Regions from separate parts of the Mus musculus genome. Here regions 2 and 3 are each linked to region 1. The links are chromatin loops, found by intact Hi-C in ENCODE. Cell type or tissue: left cerebral cortex. All regions are shown on one strand. Each heading gives the region's core, and the rest is flanking DNA. Links, peaks and the distances in the headings are about the cores only.

What was found. Peaks named below come from ENCODE experiments on the same cell type or tissue, not always from the same donor. Only the 100,000 strongest peaks of a DNase experiment are listed, where the experiment ranks them.
Region 2: a loop joins it to region 1, with 6 times the contacts of the local background. A loop is called at or near these places in 16 of 42 quality-filtered maps.
Region 3: it touches region 1 in a loop (3-fold over the local background); 6 of 42 quality-filtered maps call a loop at or near these places.

Annotation. Positions count from the first base shown.
Region 1 is chr2:146,957,194-146,961,176 of GRCm38, reverse strand. All of the region lies in intron 12 of Kiz (kizuna centrosomal protein), which reads right to left. Among named protein-coding and RNA genes, the nearest start is that of Xrn2, 54 kb to the left of the region's middle. In left cerebral cortex, for the core only: CTCF peaks have their summits at 1,477 and 1,708 (motif pointing left); DNase peaks (open chromatin) are centred at 1,478, 1,731 and 2,405; H3K4me3 peaks cover 1,075 bases; H3K27ac peaks cover 941 bases.
Region 2 is chr2:147,305,736-147,309,718 of GRCm38, reverse strand. It overlaps Nkx2-2os (NK2 homeobox 2, opposite strand), which reads right to left. Exons shown (of 6, transcript NR_030769.3): 5 at 1,448-3,983. Gm14110 (a long non-coding RNA gene) reads left to right here. Exons shown (of 3, transcript XR_003953941.1): 2 at 1,425-1,490; 3 at 2,563-3,983. Among named protein-coding and RNA genes, the nearest start is that of Gm14110, 16 kb to the left of the region's middle. In left cerebral cortex, for the core only: a CTCF peak has its summit at 1,780 (motif pointing right); DNase peaks (open chromatin) are centred at 1,818 and 2,288.
Region 3 is chr2:147,255,308-147,259,290 of GRCm38, reverse strand. All of the region lies in intron 1 of Nkx2-2os (NK2 homeobox 2, opposite strand), which reads right to left. Gm39955 (a long non-coding RNA gene) reads left to right here and starts at 2,435. Exons shown (of 4, transcript XR_866809.2): 1 at 2,435-2,779; 2 at 3,827-3,922. In left cerebral cortex, for the core only: a CTCF peak has its summit at 2,352 (motif pointing right); a DNase peak (open chromatin) is centred at 2,381.

The sequences.
Region 1 (3,983 bases), core at 628-3,127:
GCATGTTGCATTAGGGCATGGCATCTGACCTGGTACCATGAAGGACACCCTTTAAGTCTACATAGCAGGCCAGCAAGAGCACTAGAATGTGGCTGTTCTATCTGGAGGGGGTGCATGCAATAAGCCTTCTCAAGACAGCAACAGCAGAAGAGTTGGGATGGGGCTTGGTACTCACTTCTGGTCCTGAAAGGTGGACAAATTTAGAGACTAGAAGACTTGGGGACTATGGTAATGTTAGCAACATACTGACTGCCATTCCCTCCCTTATACCGGGGGGGGGGGGAATCCACATCCCACTAACAAACACACCTGAATTACTGGATTTGGGGTCCACTCGAATTTGGCAATTAACTCTGAGGATCCTGCCAAGAATACAACTTGTGACGTTGAGGACAATTAAGAAATGGCCCTCAGTGGGACGCATCATCCTGTTCTAGGGCCTAATTGTAAGACTGGAGGGCCACTGATATGGCTCTGTCAGTACATGCCTACTGTGAAACATGAAGACCCGAGTTTGGATCCCCAGTGCCCATGTCAAAACTGGATGTGTGTCTGTAACTCTAGTGCTGGGGTCAGGGTGGGATGGAATCAGGCAGCTTCTTGGAACTCAGTGGCTGCATCTAGGCAAATGGATGAGCTTCAAGTACACTGAGAGAACTTGTATTGAAAAATACGGTATAGAGCTATCAAGAAGAACATCCAGCATTAACCTCTGGCCTACACACACACACACAGACACACTCACACACACACAGACACACACACACACACACACACAGACACACACACACACAGACACACACACACACACACAGACACACACACACAGAGACACACACACACACACAGACACACACACACACACACAGACACACACACACACAGACACACACACACAGACACACACACACACAGACACACACACACACACACACTCACACACAGACACACACACACACACACACAGACGCACACACACACAGACACACACACAGACACACACACAGACACACACACACACACACAGACACACACACACACAGACACACACACACACAGACACACACACACACACAGACACACACACACACCGACACACACACACACCGACACACACACACACACACACATGAAAAGAGAGGCAAGTCCACCTATGAGAAGATGTATTATCTTGGCTGTGAACCACAAAAATTTCTGTGGATTTGTAATCAGTATTAAAATTTTTCAAATAGCATCTTTGGCTGGATTTTCTTTCCTTCAAAAATAGACATTTTTTTCTGGGAAAAATGTAGGAGAAAAAGTAATCCAGAAAGAAACGAAAGTATAAATAATAACCATACCAACAAATCTCCACAAATACCAATCTTAAATTTTAAAGGTCGCCAAAGTCCGAGGCTGTTTAAATTGACAAAGTCTGAGCGCCCCCTGATGGCCAGTTGGAGCTCCTACAGCACGTGCTGTAATTTTTGCTGTCCTTGGGCCAGCTAGTTTACTTCTTCCCGTCAAATAAAGTGACTTTTCTTAACTGTAAGGTCAATGCAGATTTCCTAAGCTGGAGATGGAGATGTGCACTTTATAAAGGTACATGAAGGACTGCCAGAAAATTTTCGTTTTTACTTCAATGGACAATTAGTATCTAAGTATCTTTATACCGCTCCAGGGAAAATAAATGACCAGACAAGAAAGAAAAGCTGCGGCCACCAACTGATTATCAGCTGCACGCTGGCGCCCTCCGCTGGCCGATCCCATGGCTGCAGGGCTGGCAAGAAATGCCACCCACGGTGGCCCTGTTAAGGGGTGCGGGTGGTCCGGTGACTTTTAGTACCTTTCCCCTAGGCAATTATGCTGCAAGCACACACTCTTTTCTTTCAGCAAAAATCTTATCTTGATTCAACCAGAAGGCCGGAGTTACAAGGGAACCCGTAAGCTGAACTTACAAGGGAGCTGTGAGGATACACTCTCCATTGAATAAATGGATCCTGGAGAGTGAAGCCGCTTCCTGGGGAAGGTAAAGAGAGACAATGTTTGCAGAGGAGAGGAAGCTCTGGCATGCACCCCGGAACAAAAGGGAACAAGTGGTCTTTACTCGGAGAACAGCTTCCTATTAGGACTCACTCCTTCGTACATCATGCCTTTCATCCCCACTCAACCACAAAATGATTTTACTGAAGCAAATACAATGGTAGAAAAAGATTTACACTGAAAGAATCTTTAATAATAAACTGTTGCCGATCGGCCTACTTGCCCGTGATTTATAATACAATAAACATCGGATTCTATTACGGCTCACACACTGAAGCCTCTGCTCTGCAAAACGGAATCTAAAAGCGCGGGGACGCCGCCACCGTCACAATGAAATGAGCATGTATAAATGTGCTAAGAGTATCTCTTTGCATCTTTTATAGCTTGTGTGTATTAATCTGTAACGCTTATTAAGAAAGTCATTGCTATGCAAAGCAGCACCCAATCCCTTTCTCTGGCTTTTCAACAGAGTGCACTGTTTAGCCAATAGGAGGGACCCTCTGGCCCTCATTCTGCATTCATCACAGGCAACATTTACACAATGTATCTCTCAAAGGCGGCTGAAAAGAAGGCCTTAATACTCATGTAAACAACTGCAAACCAATTACTTAATGAATCAGGCCCACACATAATGAGGTGCAGACAAAGAGCTATAAATGCATTTTTGCGCCCAAGCCCCTGCTTTAAAGTAAAATCCCTCAGCTGTAGTTTGGGCTTAACTAGCACATCATAATTATTGTCTCTAGGACATCAGAGGAAGCCATTTTTTTTAAAGGTCCAACAGGGTCTTTTTTTTTTTTTTTTTTTTTTTTGAGATTGCTCATCAGCTCACTGACAAAACAGAGCAAAGAAGAATTTTTAAAAGTGCTACAGCAGCGTAGCACTGTTATGTTTATTCTCAAGTACTGGGTTTCGAGACCACTTGTAAAAGCAATAAAGCACAAGGAGTGACTGCAGTAAGTGGGATCCTTAAATGTAAGCCTCTAAGAAATTTCAGCAAAGCCAGGCACAAACAGCAAAACCTGAGCTCTCCAAAGCCCAGGGTGGGGTATTAACAATAAGAGACCCAGCACAAGAACCAAACTGTGCAGAACAGCACACCAAGCCACACTCACCGTTCAAAGCCTTTCATGCTAGATTACTATCAAGTGTCCAGAACTGAGGGTTCCTGGAAGACCTTTTAGTGGGTTTCTTTTTCTTAAAGGGGCCTGATGAGATTACTTATGATTTATTTGAAAATTAATTTCATACAGAAATATAATAACAAGAGGCTCCATACTTTAATTTGTAGAAAAACAATTTCTATTTTTCCTCTGTCGAACTGGGGCCAGGTATAAATGACCAGGCTGAGAAAGTGTCCTATCTGATCCTATTATTTTCTAAGTGTGTTTAAGAACTTCTCAAAGGACCTACATAAAGAACTTGTCTTAATGCTAGGCACTAGTGGTGCTTGCCTTTAATACGGATCTCTGTGAATTTGAGGCCAGCCTGGTCTACAGACTGAGTTCCAGGACAGTCAGGGCTATACAGAGAAACCCTGTCTCAGTGTGTGGGATGGGGACTTGTTTTAATGTTTTTAAAACATAATGGGGACAAATACTTCTGACAGTCTTAAAAACTAAAGGGATACATTTTTTAAGCCAAATGGTAACATTAAAACTGGAAACTATCTGTAGAATTTACTGACCTTTAAAAATCCTCTTAAAAGACACACAACTTGAATTTATTGTATAACCCACCGATATAGTATTCAACACTCTCCCAAACCCAGTAAGTTCCTACTTTCTCAAAAATACAAACAAAAACCTGGTATTAAAGGTAATTTCTTATAAACAAGAACGCATTTTGGATACTCATCAAGTTTTGAGAAACTTAACCCATCCAAGTAGCCCAGGTCCTAAAATACTGCCATGCTTCTGTAAAATACAAATGAACAGATTTTTTTCCCCCATTTTCATTTC
Region 2 (3,983 bases), core at 811-3,310, 350 kb before region 1:
TCCAACCCCAGTTAACACATCTACAATACAACTGTTACACCGATAACTCAGAGAACATCATGGAAGAGGGGATAAAAGCATTTTTATAGTCAGAAGACAAGCAATTCTGCTGTGAGATACTGTCTTCTATTTATGACAGTGAAGCTACAGTAATACAATAGTAAAGCTATGCTCACCTAATCATGACTTCCACAACCACTGTTGACATGCCAACATGGAGAGTGGAACTCTCACAAGCCCCTACCTCTAGATTAAGATCTACGGGTGTTAACAGCTACTGAGGGAGAGCAAATTTGTCTTCTTTAGGGACAATAATCCTGATGGTTATCAAATACCAAATGAATACATATATGAGTAATGCCAATGAGCTAAGCAGGCTCTCTCTCTCTCTCTCTCTCTCTCTCTCTCTCTCTCTCTCTGTGTGTGTGTGTGTGTGTGTGTGTGTGTGTGTGTGTGCCTACATAAACATGTGTGCATGAATGTGTGTTAGATAATAAAGAAGACGGGCTCATGAATCCGAGAGGGGGTTAGAGGAACAGAGAAAGAGCTGAAGTGGAGAGAGGGAGGAACAACAATGATGTAAATGTAGTACTCGTGTGTGAAATTCTAAAAGAAAAGAGAAGTATATAAAAATAGATATCAGGTTCTAAGGAGAGAGCTGGCTAATATCTCGTGTTCCAGTGTCACCATCACCGTCAATGTGAAGGGGATAATAAAGATCTATGCTTTGGATTGCTGTTCTTAGATTGCAGAAGATTACTTATGCAAGCATTCAATATGGCGTCCAACACATAGCAGAAGCCAAGTGGGGGCTTATTAGCTTATTATTAGCTATTAATTACACAACTAATTTTTAAAACCCAACTTTTGTTTGTTTTTCAAGATAGGATTTCTTTGTGTTTCCTTGGCTGTCTGAGAACTAGCTCCATAGACCAGGCTGGCCTTGAACTCACAGATATCCACCTGCCTCTGCCTCCCAAGCTCCTGAGTGCTGGAATTGAAGGCTTGTGCCACCGCTGATTTAATTAGTATTGACCTGGAATATTATATCTGGCTCTGTGCTAAGTGTCAAAGCACCCTACCCAATGAGATGGAAGGTCTGACTACATTTAAATCAAGGTGTGTTCTGAATTTCCACTAAGTACGTTTATGGAAAGATGTCTGGAAGCTGATGGCACTAAGTGTGAGCCTTGAGTGACTAGAGTGGCCCGGACTCTGATCTTGCTTTGCTCTCTGAAGATCTCTGTTTGTTTTTCTTTCATACCATGTGTAACATTTCTACAAGTGTGTTTATACAATTTTATAAAAGAATAAATCCCCCAGGCCAGAGATCTTGCTTGTTCTGGCTTGGATTTGTCTGAGGGGTTGACCAGATGTCCTGCTAGATGAAGCACCACAGGTCATTTCTGTATACTTCTTCCTAGGTATATTGATATTATCTCCTCACCTTGTCCTGGGTGTTTTTCAGTTGGCTGCCTTCCAGGAACACAGTAAGTACATGGTGCATATGTGTCTGGCTGTTTGTTCTCACTGTTTGCTGGTTGTCCTGCTCAGTCTGCCAAGTGTCTGTGAGGCCTAGCCTTGCCCCAGGAATGACGATATACGTGCAGAATACCCGCTGGAGGCTACCTCGGAGGGCACCTGAACACAGTCAGAGTAATTCCTAAAGGCATCCACATTGTCCTGCAGAAATCCAGCATTCAGACTCCTTCCCTCCAGGGTTGCTGGCTTCTGCAGAGGGACAGTTCACAGACTGCAGAGCACCAAGCCGACCACAAGATGGCAGCCTTTCCCTGTCTGAGTCCCACTGCAGCGCACATTCCCCAGCTCTGTGTGCTTCTGAATCCAGCTTCTGTTGCCCTCTGCCATTCCAGGAAAAAGATTCTTTACCAAAGAGACCTTCATTAAAGATGAGAACAGTGGGATTAAATGTTCGGAAACAGAAGAACTTGAAGAAGAGAATACAATTTCCCCAAACCACGTGCTCACCCAGCCTTCTCTCTCCTCAGGAGGAGTCACAACAGTCTTGTGTCCATTCGCAGTCGGGTTGAATTAGAATTGCCAAGCATCTCAGTAAGCCGTGAATCCACATTCCTTTATCTCTTTGTGCCACTCAAAGCCAGATATTGATGTCTGAAAACAAACTACATAAGCTTCATTATTTAAGTGCCTTTTCCTTAAACAAGACCGCTTTAATGCTTAACAAGGTAGGGGAGCTACATAATTTAAAATCTATGTGAACAGAAATAAGAAATTATTTGTGGTGGGCTCCACTTTTACACCCACCAACAAAGGCAGACATTCACCAGTTTTTGCCTTCCCAGGGCCCCAAAATACAACACAGGCCTGTTCTCCCGTCCCCGGCCGAGGCCGCAGCTGAAGCCGGTCTTTATCAGCGTTCCTTTCTCAATATTTACCAACCAATAAATCTTTTTCCCCCTAAGACAATTGACATTCGAATCCCATTCATGTGGAGGCTTGTTATCCAAATAATATTAAATAAACTGCTTCATGATCTACTGAAAAAGTATTAAGATGGGTTCTTTTTTTCTTTCTCTGCAGGTCAATATTGAAGAAGAGAGAGGGCTGTTTCTATGTGAGGGAGGGCAGCTGCCTGCCTCCAAAGAGTGTCTCCATCTCTAGCCTCCTGCAGAGGTGCCTCCTTTCTGTTGCTCTTTGGGCTTCCAGTAGTCTCTGCCCTGTGGCACCCACTCCAAGGCAAAGGCGACAAAGGTTATCTGTGTCACTACTGTGGCCTCCTGAGTACAGGGAGTGTTTCCAGAGTCGTGTGTGGCTGAAAGATCAGTCCTGAGAAATGTGTTGGTAGACCTTGTGTCACTGTGCAAACATCATGGGCTGTTTGAGGTATTCGTTGGTCTATCTCACTGTGCTGATAAAATGCTCAGCAAACGAAACATAAAGAAGAAAGATTTTATTTTGACTTATAGCCTGACGGGACAATCCATCGCAGCCAGGAAGGAAGGCAACAAAAGTCTGGCCAAGTTGAGTTTGCACTCAGGCAGCTGAGAGAAACGAACATACAAAGGACGGTGCTCACCGCACTTTCTCCTTATTCATCCTTGGGCCCCAGCGGTGAAACAGGGCCATAAACATCTGGGGCAGGCCCTCCCATCTCAGAGCAAACTTTCTGGAAACACTGTAACAGATATACCCAAAGGTGTGTCTCCTAAGTAGCTCTCCTTACCCTCAGGGTGACAATCAAGATGGACCACAGAGTTACGGAAATGGACTCAGTTGGTAAAATGCTCACTGGGTTCAATCTCCTGAGGACCTGGGTTCAATCTCCCAGACCCCAAGGAAAAAGAGCTGTGTACTGTGGCGTATATAGGTAATCTCAACACTGGGGAGGCTGGGACAAGGGGAGAGTTCCTAGACTTGCTGTTTAGCTGTATAACATAATTGGTTGAGTGTGAGGCTAATAAGAAATTGTTTCGAAAGGGAGATAGACAGCACTCCTGAGACCTGAGGCCATCATCTGACTTTCTCAGGCGTACATGAGCCTCTACCTTCCCCCCCCCCATGCACACGCACGTGTACACACACTTTAAAAGTGATTATAACCAGTAGAGTACATTTACATATATCTAAATGGTGTGGCTACTCCCTACTTGGTCTCCCTGGTGATGCTGTCATTCACACACAATCGGCCACTGACTAAAACGTCATAGGAAGCACATAACTGAACTCTGCCCATTCTCTCACTGGAGCAAGTTAGTCTTCTGACAACATTTCCAATTCCGCTGTTCCACAAGCAACCCCCGCCTTCCATTTTTTTTGTCAGAATGCATGTCTCTGAGAAGAGACATCAGAGGAGACAAGAGAACTGGAGCTAGCTCTGCTGTCAACTTCATGGTGTAACAAATTACATGACTCTCCTTTCTGAACCCAAACTTCTCCGTTTATATAAGGAAGTGTTCCTCTCTCTAATCTTGCCCTCACTTACTAAGGAAGATCTGGACCAC
Region 3 (3,983 bases), core at 811-3,310, 300 kb before region 1:
CGGCCATATTTGGAAGCATGGCTTCATGTTGGCTGCTTGATGAGTGGGCCACATAAGGAGGTGGGAGAAGATCATGTGGACAACAGGCTGGAAAACAGAGCAGCAGAGATGCCCAAAGGCACACAGCACCCAGGCTCCTGCAGTATTCTCTTCAGCTGGATAATCTTCCTCTGCAGTGGTTCTTATACACTAGTATCCAGGAGAAGACAACACAGCAGAGAAGGAAGATAAAAAATAGACCGTGAGGTTAGCAGCACATATCCAAAATGTGGAGAGCTTGGTGAGGAGGGGACAAGAAAAGTGGAACTACTGCAAAATAGCACCCAAGGAGCCTCAAGCCCACAGCAAGCTGCATCTAGAATTGGTGGAAGAAGCCCCCATCTGGTAGACAGTGCAGCGAGTTAGGCTCCTTGCTAGTATTTAGCTGAAACCATACTACAATAACGTTTTAAAATAACCCTCTAAGATTCCATTTTTGTTTAATTTACATCCTTGGTAAATAACATAATACATGGTGGCTCCAGTCTTAGAGAAGTGAACCATTTTGCACCAGTAGAAACTGCCAAGTCATGTAGAAAGGGACCCTACAACTGAGTTGGAATTCTACTACTGGGGAGCACCTGTACTAGAGATCTGTCTTCTTGTTTGCGCACATATAAATGATCTTGTGTAGAGTCCAAAAGGACCACTGATATTGGGGATCTCCATTAAGAACTGTGTAGCTGGAAGTCAGAAAAGGGGGTGGGGACTTTACTTACATCCGTTCAGTCATTCTCTTTAAATTTTGAGCCACATAAAAGTGTTGTTTTTCCTAATTAAAAATCAAAACAAAAGCTCCAGACTACAGGTAAAAGCAACTCTTCCATTTCCCAACACCCCACCCTCTGGCCAACTTGGTCCTCAGTTCACAAAGCGTCCTGTTTCTATCCCTTCTCATTTTCACAAGACTTTGCATTTCAGCCTTAAGTTCCTGGCTTGAGTGAAAGACAAGTTTGTGCTCTGGAGAAAAACACCTCATACGAACAAAGTCGCACATGCAAGGAGTTCCCATGATGGGCAAATAAGGAAACCAATCCAAATGTCCCCCAGAGGAAGGCAAATCAAATGAATCCGCTGGGTTGTCTTATTCTTATTAATGACTCAAGTCACCTGGGAAGAGGGAACTTCAACTGAGGAATTGCCTCCATCGGATTGGCTGTGGGACTATCTGTGAGGTGTTTTGTTAATTAATGATTAATGTGGGAAGTCCTAACCCACTGGAGGTGGTGCCACCCCTGGGCAGGTGGTCCTGGGTTCTATAGGAAAGCAGGCCAAGCAAGCCATGGAGAGCAAGCCAGTAAGCAGCATTCCTCCATCACCTCTGCTTCAGTTCCTGTCTCCTGGTTCCTGCCTTGAGTTCATGTTTTGGCTTTGTTCAATGATGGATCATAACCTTTAAATCCTAATAAACCCTTTCTTACCCCAAAAGTTATTTCTGTCAGTGTTTGATCACAATAACAGAGAGCAAGCTAGGATACTAACTTATTTCCACTATACCCAACTGAGACGATTGGATTCCTTTTATACACTGAAACCTTGTATCTATTACTATACATAACACATATAAATATGTTACAAATATGAATATATAGTCTATAGAAAATATGCATACTATAAATTAGTCTGATATATCATACTTATAACATTTATAGTTATATAATCAAATCTTATTGCATATGTCAAATATATATTTTATGTAACATTTTAAAAGTACTTTTACATTTGCAAATATTATATGAACATGTATATATATGTATATGTGTATATGTATATGTACACTACTACCAGGCATGATCACACACACACACACACACACACACACACACACACATATATATACCCTTAATCCCAATCCCAGTGCTTGGGAGGCAGAGGCAGGCAGACAATTGAGTTTAAGGCCAGCTTGGTCTATGGGCAAGTTCCAGGCCAACCAGAGCTACATAGAGAGATCCTGTCTCAATATGTATCATACATACATACATACATACATACATACATACATACATACATACATACATACATACAAAAATATCTTTTAAAATGGTTAAATATAAGACATATTTCATATGTATGGATGAAGCATGTATGTGTCTACATATCTACTTTTCTATCTACACATACAGAAATGAATACATATGTAATATATACATTAGTCATTTGTAAATGCATAGAAGACTTGTGGAAGCATCATATAGTCAGGTAGAAAGATAGACAAGAGAGAAGGAAATGTGTAGCAGCTTGACCTCTGAATACTTACTATAGGATAAAAATTGAAGTACTCTCTTGGTGCAGGCACGACAGGCATCTGCCGCTAGAGGGCGCAGGAGATTGACAAATCATTCCCAGGGGCAGATGCTTCTCTGGGGTTTCAAAAGGCCAGTGACTTCTCCCAGCTGGATGTCCAACTCTGGGTTGTGTGGAGGAAGCCTGCAGCACCAGAGGGCCTCTCCAGACTATTGGGAACCTGTGTCACTAATCTGACCTCTGTCCCCGGACCTCATATTCGAGTCTGCAGATGCTGTTCCCATGCAGAACACAGAGGCAGCCGCCTCACAGAGCCTGATTTCAAGAGGACCTCCTGAGAGATTTGTGTGGGCCTTTGTGGGTCCTCAGTGACAACAGAGAAAAGGCTGGGCCTCTGCAACTGGCAGAAAAAGGCTGGATTTCTGAAGAGTCTCAAGTTCATCCTGAAAAGGTAGTCTCTGGTCCCTGGCTCTAGCCCACAACTGTCAGACCTGAGGTATGTCCTGCCTCTACAGACATGTGCTCAATATTCTCCCTAGTCTCTTGTTCTGTTCACTTCTCTTTCTCCTTTGCATTGCAAGGGAAACCTTTTTAAGAACGCAAATAAGTTTATGCTCTACGTTATTCATTTTAAGATAAAACAGCAATTATTGCATAGGTTTGTTTGTTTGTTTGTTGTTGTTGTTGTTGTTGTTATTGTTGTTGTTTGTCTCCTATGTGATTCTGAGCCACGAGTGGTGATATCACCTGTGCTCCAGCTACCCAGAAGACTGAAGCTGGAGATGGCTGGAGCCTGAGTTCAAGGCTAGCTGAAGAGTACAGCAAGTTATACCAAAACAAAACAAAACCATGATATTCTGCTAGCTGGAAATCTGATCGCCATTACTCCTAACAGAATTTCCTGCTAGAGCAGGGATTCTTCATCTGGCCTGGACCAGGTCACTGGGCAAGTTTTAAGCACTGCTACTGCCTGAACCCCATGGACAGAGATTCTGCTGGGAATGGTCTGGGCTGTAGTTGGGGAATTGGGTCCGTTGGTTCTGATGAAGCCAGTGTTGAGAACTGCTCTCTGGTGACCTGTAAAGTGCCCCGTGTTCTGTGGCACTCCCTATAAAGCATAGAATCCGCTCACATCGGAAACCAGCTGCCCCAGAGTCTCCGAGGCCCCGATATCTGTATTCTGTCCCCGGTGGACAACTTCTCAGCAAGTTTAAATGAAGCTTTTAAGAAGCTTCTAAAGTAGACCGACCCAGAAGGCAAGGGTGTAGGGGAAATAACCTTTTCACGACTTCTCCCGGAAACCAAAATTTTAGATTTCTTTAGAGGCGAAAGATTTTCCTGTCTACAAAGTTATTTCTGACTTCTTTCAAAGGCTCCTGTGTTATTATTTTGTTTTTGAGGTAGACTCTCACTCTGTGATCTAGGTTGGCTTTGGATGACTCCTGATTCTCCTGCCTCAGCTTCCCATGGACTGTGACAATAAGATGTTTACCACCAAGCCAGGTTCCCTCCTTGTTTTGTAATTCCTGGGTTTCTCTTCTAGTATTCACTGCCATCGTCCACCTAGCAGAGAGCAGTTGTGAGGGCACCTGTGGAAATCTGAGCGGCAACTGTCCCAGATCGCCAAGCAGAGGCAGAGGTTTGTGGGTTTGCTGCACATCATAACTGCACGTGCATATGGGATAGGGTGGAAGTTTGTT